2 separate regions of the Homo sapiens genome follow, and region 2 is linked to region 1. A link is an interaction called in ENCODE POLR2A ChIA-PET data of the cell type or tissue named here. Cell type or tissue: CD4-positive, alpha-beta T cell. All regions are shown on one strand. Links, peaks and the distances in the headings refer to the core of each region. The heading gives the core; the rest is flanking DNA. Region 1 overlaps TRIM14 (tripartite motif containing 14). Region 2 has its middle 8.3 kb from the start of TBC1D2.

Region 1 (2,920 bases), core at 100-2,599:
AAAGAACTCAAATTATATATGGAAATGTATGTATGTGTATGTGTGGTGTAACAGTGGCATTTTAGAACAAATTTTTGTATTTTTTGTACTAAAAATATAAAAGTAAAAATAATTAAAATAATATGAGATTTTCCACAATGAAAGGTTAAGGAAAACAAACAAAAGAGAAGGTCCAGTTAAACTAAAACACTGTACATAAAGCCCAAAGAATAAATCAATTAGATGAAATACAAAACAATTTTTATTTATTTATTTATTTATTTTTATTTTTTGAGAAGGAGTTTCACTCTTGTCCAGGCTGAGTGCAGTGGTGCGATCTTGGCTCACAGCAACCACTGCCTCCCAGGTTCAAGCGATTCTCCTGCCTCAGCCTCCTGAGTAGCTGGGATTACAAGCACGCACCACCACACATAGGTAATTTTGTATTTTTAGTAGAGACGGAGTTTCACCATGTTGGTCAGGCTGGTCTTGAACTTCTGACCTCAGGTGATCCACCTGCCTCAGCCTCCCAAAATGCTGAGATTACAGGCATGAGACACCATGCCCAGCCCAGAAAATAGTTTTTGATCATTAGATTGGAAGACTTTTAAGAGACTGAAATACAGTCTGTAAGGGTATGTGAAGTAGGGCATTTATATAAACTGTGGGTGGTAGGGTCTATTGGTACTTCGCTTTTAGAGGACAATACGACAATAGCTATCAATTTTTTTTTTTTTTTCAGACGAAGTTTTGCTCTTGTCGCCTAGGCTGGAGTGCAATGGCAAGATCTCGGCTCACTGCAACCTCCGCTTCCCGGGTACAAGCGATTCTCCTGCCTCAGCCGTGTAGCTGGGACTGCAGGTGGCCATCACCATGCCTGGCTAATTTTTGTATTTTTAGCAGAGACAGGGAGTCACTGTTGGCCAGGCTGGGTCTTGAACTCCTGACCTCAGGTGATCTGCCTGCCTTGGTCCCCCAAAGTGCTGGATTACAGGCATGAGCCACTGCACCTGGCCTCAAAGTTTTAAATACATTTATTCTTTCATGCAGCAATTCCTCTTACTTTACTTATATCCTAGAAAATGCTTTCACATGTGCATGAAGATTTGTGTACCAAGATTCTCAGTATATAGCTTCTACACATAGAGAATAGAATTGGGCAAGTGTAGTGGTAGGTGTCTGTAATCCCAGCTACTTGGGAGGCTGAGGCTTGAGAATCACTTGAGCCCGGGAGGTGGAGCTTGCAGTGAGCTGAGATCAGGCCGCTGCACCCCAGCCTGGGCGACAATGCAAGACTTTGACTCAAAAAAAAAAAAAAAAAAGAAAAGAAAAAAACATTGAAAAATGGGCGTCACTAGCAGAAACAGAAACAACAGCAGTGGGGAGCGAACGTTCTGAGAAATAGGGTCAACCACAAACAGCTCACTAGCACTCAAGCATCCTGTTACAAGCACTCAACTCACAGTCCACCTGCACCCAGGCATCCTGTCTGCAAGCATTCAGCTCAAGCAGCACAACCTTAGAAAACTCCACCTCCAGCTCCTGCCTCTTTGCAGACAGTCTTCTTTCTGCTGTCTCACCCATTGCTCCCTTTCAATGTATCTCCCCCTTTTCTCTAAATAAATCTGCCTTTCTAAACTCAATGCTGTTTTGGTAAATTATTTTATTCCCCTGTGCACCAGCCTCAGACAGTTGTTAACCATGACATATTTGGCACAATTTTCAATATGGGATATGTATATCGGTTCATTATATAAATTGTCCTACATTCGTACAATGAAATAATTTATAGCGATTACAAAGAATGCAGTGTGCTGATGCATGCTAAACATGGATGAACCTCGAAGACATCATCCCCAGTGAATTAAGCCAGACAAAAAAGGACAAATAATTTATCATTCCGCTTATGTGAAACATCTAGACCAGGCAAATTTATAGAGACAGAAAGTAGAGTCGACGTTACCAAGGGCTGGGAGAGGGGAAATGGGGAGTAATTGCTTGATGGTTTCAGAGTTTCTGTTTGGGATAATGAAAAAGTTTTGGAAGTAGACACAGGTGATGGCTATACAACATTGTGAATATAATTCATACCACTGAATTGAATACTTTAAAATGGTTAAAATGGCAAATTTTATGTTATGTATATTTTATCACCATAAAAAAAAAGAAGAAGAAAATATAACAACAAAAACAATGCAGTAGGCTGGGCGCGGTGGCTCACGCCTGCAATCCCAGCACTTTGGGAGGCTGAGGCGGGCAGATCATGAGGTCAGGAGTTCAAGACCAGCCTGGCCAAGATGGTGAAACCCTGTCTCTACTAAAAATACAAAAAAATTAGCCGGGCGTGTGGCGGGCGCCTGTAATCCCAGCTACTCAGGAGGCTGGGGCAAAGAATTGCTTGAACCCAGGAGGCGGAGGTTGCAGTGAGCCGAGATCATGCCACTGCACTCCAGCCTGGGCAACAGAACGAGACTCCATCTCCAAAAACAAACAACAACAACAAAAAACAATGCAGTAGACCTATATGTCCTGGCAGGGAAAGTTCTCCAGAAAAAAAAAAAACAGGTGAAAAAGAACAAGCTGCAGAATAATATAAGCAAGATAATCCAAATTTATGTAAAACATAATAAAACAAAACCTGTATATGGACATATGTATACATCTATATATTTGCAAGTGCAATTAAAATGTTTGTTAGTAGTGGTCATATTTGGCAAGAGGCATGGGATTGGGGGTAAGGGAAAAGAGAGGCTCTCACTTTGTACCTTATGTAGTTCCATACTATACCATTGTTTAAATTTTAAAAAATGACAATTTGTTCATGTATTATTTATACAATTAAAAAAACACTAAAGCTGGGCACGGTGGCTCACGCCTGTAATTCCAGCACTTTGGGAGGCTGAGGCGAATGGATCACGAGGTCAGGAGATGGAGACCATCC
Region 2 (2,920 bases), core at 147-2,646, 160 kb after region 1:
AATGGGGATCAGAAATCATTTCTCCCAGCTCCACTTCCATAAAATGCAAGCAAGAAGTCACACACAAATAGCAGATTAACTGGGAAGCTTTCTTAGAGAAAGAAAGACACATGTTAAACTCTCTGATGCTGTAGATATAAGGACACAGACTAGAACTCTATCATTCTCACAGGAAAAAGTTGGAAGGGATAATGCAGGCTTCTCAATGTTTCCACCCTGTTACAGGGGGAATCGTGTCCCTCTAAATTCATTTGTTAAAGCCTGAGGCCGGGCATGGTGGCTCACGCCTGTAATCCCAGTACTTTAAGAGGCGGAGGTGGGCGGATCACTTGAGTTTAGGAGTTTGAGACCAGCCTGGCCAATATGGTGAAACCGCATCTCAACTAAAAACACAAAAATTAGCTGGGTGGCACACTCCTGTAATCCCAGCTACTTGGGTGGCTGAAGCAGGAGAATTGCCTGAACCCGGGAGGCGGAGGCTACCGTGAGCCAAGATCATGCCACTGCACTCCAGCCTGGGCGACAGAGCAAGATTCTGTCCATAAATTATTTATTTATGATTAGAGTCCTTATAAGAAGAGATTAGGACACAGACACACAGAAGAAAGCCCATGTGAAGACACATCTACAAAGCAAGGAGGGGGGCTTCAGAAGAAATCAACTCTGCTGACATCTTGATCTTGGACTTCTAGCCTCCCAAAGTGTGAGAGAATACATTTCTGTTGTTTGAGCCACCCAATCTGTTCCTTGTTATGGCAACCCTAGCAAACTAATACACACCCTAAACAATGGAGTGAGCTTCCTTAGGAAACTCATTCCAGACATAGCCCAAAGTGGCTTAGAGCACCCACGAAATTTATCTGAAGCCTTGCTCTATACACATAAATAAATATGGGTTCATATCAGACAATTTAGTATAAAATATTTTAAATCAATTTCCAAAAAGCAAAATAGTCAAAGCCTGCCCCCAACCACCTCCCTATGAGGACTGGGGAGAGGGCCAGAGTGCATAAACCTCAGCTGGGGTGTTGGGTGTCAAGAAACGTGGCCACTGGAATTTTCATTTGCCAATTGCAATTTTTAGGGGCCTTGGCTTTCTCATCTGTAAAATAGGGATTATAATACTCCTCAGGGCATCCTGCCAGATGTCTGTGAAGACTGAACGTAATGATGGAAAAATTTTAGTTCGGTATCCCACATCTGCACCAACACCAACATACTCAGGGTTGCTCCAGGGAAAAAAGAAAATGAAGAAGAAAAAAGATCTACGTTTTAAGTTTAGGGATATTATAAGGGAATCTCTGTTGATCTAGGTGCATCAATTGTTGTATATCCTAACAGATGCACTTCTGGTTATTACATCAAAATATGGTCAACACCCCTCCTCACCCTCTTTGCCTTCTGCTGTGGTAGGATTAGCTGCAAGCAACAGGCTGTCAGAAAGCGACATCTTGCGGCCTTTGTGGGACCTGCCCTCCGGGACACAGTACTTGGTGTTCTCAAACTCTTGTCAAGGGCTTAAAAAAGGCACAAAGCACTACTCCCTGTCTACCCAAAACAGTCAGGTTACTAATTTGACACCCTTAAATTCAGTATATTTTAAATGTTTGTCTAACCCATTCATTTAGTGAAGGCATGAGAAACTGATTTTCTATCAGCAAAATCATGTATTTGTGTTCAGTATAAGTTTATTACATGCACTAATAAAGCATTATACTTCAAACTATTTCGAGTTGTCTTCCATGTCAAAATGTTTTCTTCTCTTACAATGGGATAATTTTAGTTCTTTTAGTAATGAAGGAATAACTTACAGGAATGTGGTTATACAGTTTTATTAAAAATGTGTTAAAAATTTTAAGCTTTCTTTTTAGGAAAATATATACTTCCTCACATATCTATTTTTTGAATAATATCATTAATTATTAGCATTATTTATGTTTATTTGACACAGGATTTTCAAATACATATGTTTTAAAGAAATTAGGTTCACTTAAAACTATAAGTCATTTGCAAATGAGATTTCTCACTGATAGTTTTTCTATAAATATTGATTCAGACAGTGATTATTGGAAACTAGAGGAAATAGAAAGAAGGTTTGGTTTTGCATGAATACCTGATAATATAACATGATCTCAGAGGCCAAAATGGTCTCCCCAAGCTACCTGGCAGGATCATTGTAATAATGACCTCTCCATCAGTCAAATCTTGCTTCACTGAACATAATGGAAATTCAGTTCCGCATGCCAAGCACAGCATTTTAGGTACAGAAACTTGAGCAAAATACCCGACACTGCAGACATTGAACATTCTCCTATTTTATATTCCATCTGAAATTCTGAATGTGAAACAGATTCTGCAGAAGGAACTTCAGTTCCAGAGAAACTTTCTTTTAAAGTTATTGTATATTTTAAGAATGAAACAACATGGGGGCTATTTTTAGTTTGATTTTTATAAATTTATAACCAAGAGAAAAGAAAAACTAGACTTCTGTGTTTTATGTTCTTGGTATGCTTGGCAAGAAATGTAGCAAAGTCATTTAATGGGTAGAGAAAAGAAAGTTCCATGGGATATTAGATATCAAATCTTGGCAGTATTTTCGTATATTTTCTAATGTTTCTGGGTCAGGTCACCTGGATTTGAATTCTGGCTCCATCACTCACTCCATCACTCAAGGTTAACTTAGAGTTAACCTCTCTGTGCCTGAGTTTCTTTGTATAATTATGGCACCTATCCCATAGTGTTGTTATGTGACTATGTGAGACAAAATGTGTCAAGTGTTTAGCACAAGAAGCATTTAACAGATGTCAGCTACTAACTTTCATGTGCGTCCGTGTGAAGAGACCACCATACCAAACAGGCTTTGTGTGAGCAACAGGGCTGTTTATTTCACCTGGGTGCAGGTGGGCTGAGTCTGAAAAGA

Evidence for each region. ChIA-PET counts read pairs that join two places held together with the same protein. Peaks named below come from ENCODE experiments on the same cell type or tissue, not always from the same donor. Only the 100,000 strongest peaks of a DNase experiment are listed, where the experiment ranks them.
Region 2: POLR2A ChIA-PET joins it to region 1 with 5 read pairs; 17 of 35 experiments call an interaction of 5 or more read pairs at or near these places.

The regions. Positions count from the first base shown.
Region 1 is chr9:98,100,725-98,103,644 of GRCh38, forward strand. The region is part of intron 2 of TRIM14 (tripartite motif containing 14); the gene reads right to left. Among named protein-coding and RNA genes, the nearest start is that of TRIM14, 17 kb to the right of the region's middle. RefSeq lists enhancers at 922-971, 1,232-1,351. In CD4-positive, alpha-beta T cell, for the core only: no CTCF peak of the experiment used is centred there; a DNase peak (open chromatin) is centred at 1,367; H3K4me3 peaks cover 1,139 bases; H3K27ac peaks cover 2,289 bases.
Region 2 is chr9:98,262,495-98,265,414 of GRCh38, forward strand. No RefSeq gene overlaps it. Among named protein-coding and RNA genes, the nearest start is that of TBC1D2, 8.3 kb to the left of the region's middle. RefSeq lists an enhancer at 1,511-1,560. In CD4-positive, alpha-beta T cell, for the core only: CTCF peaks have their summits at 1,456 (motif pointing left) and 1,657; a DNase peak (open chromatin) is centred at 1,447.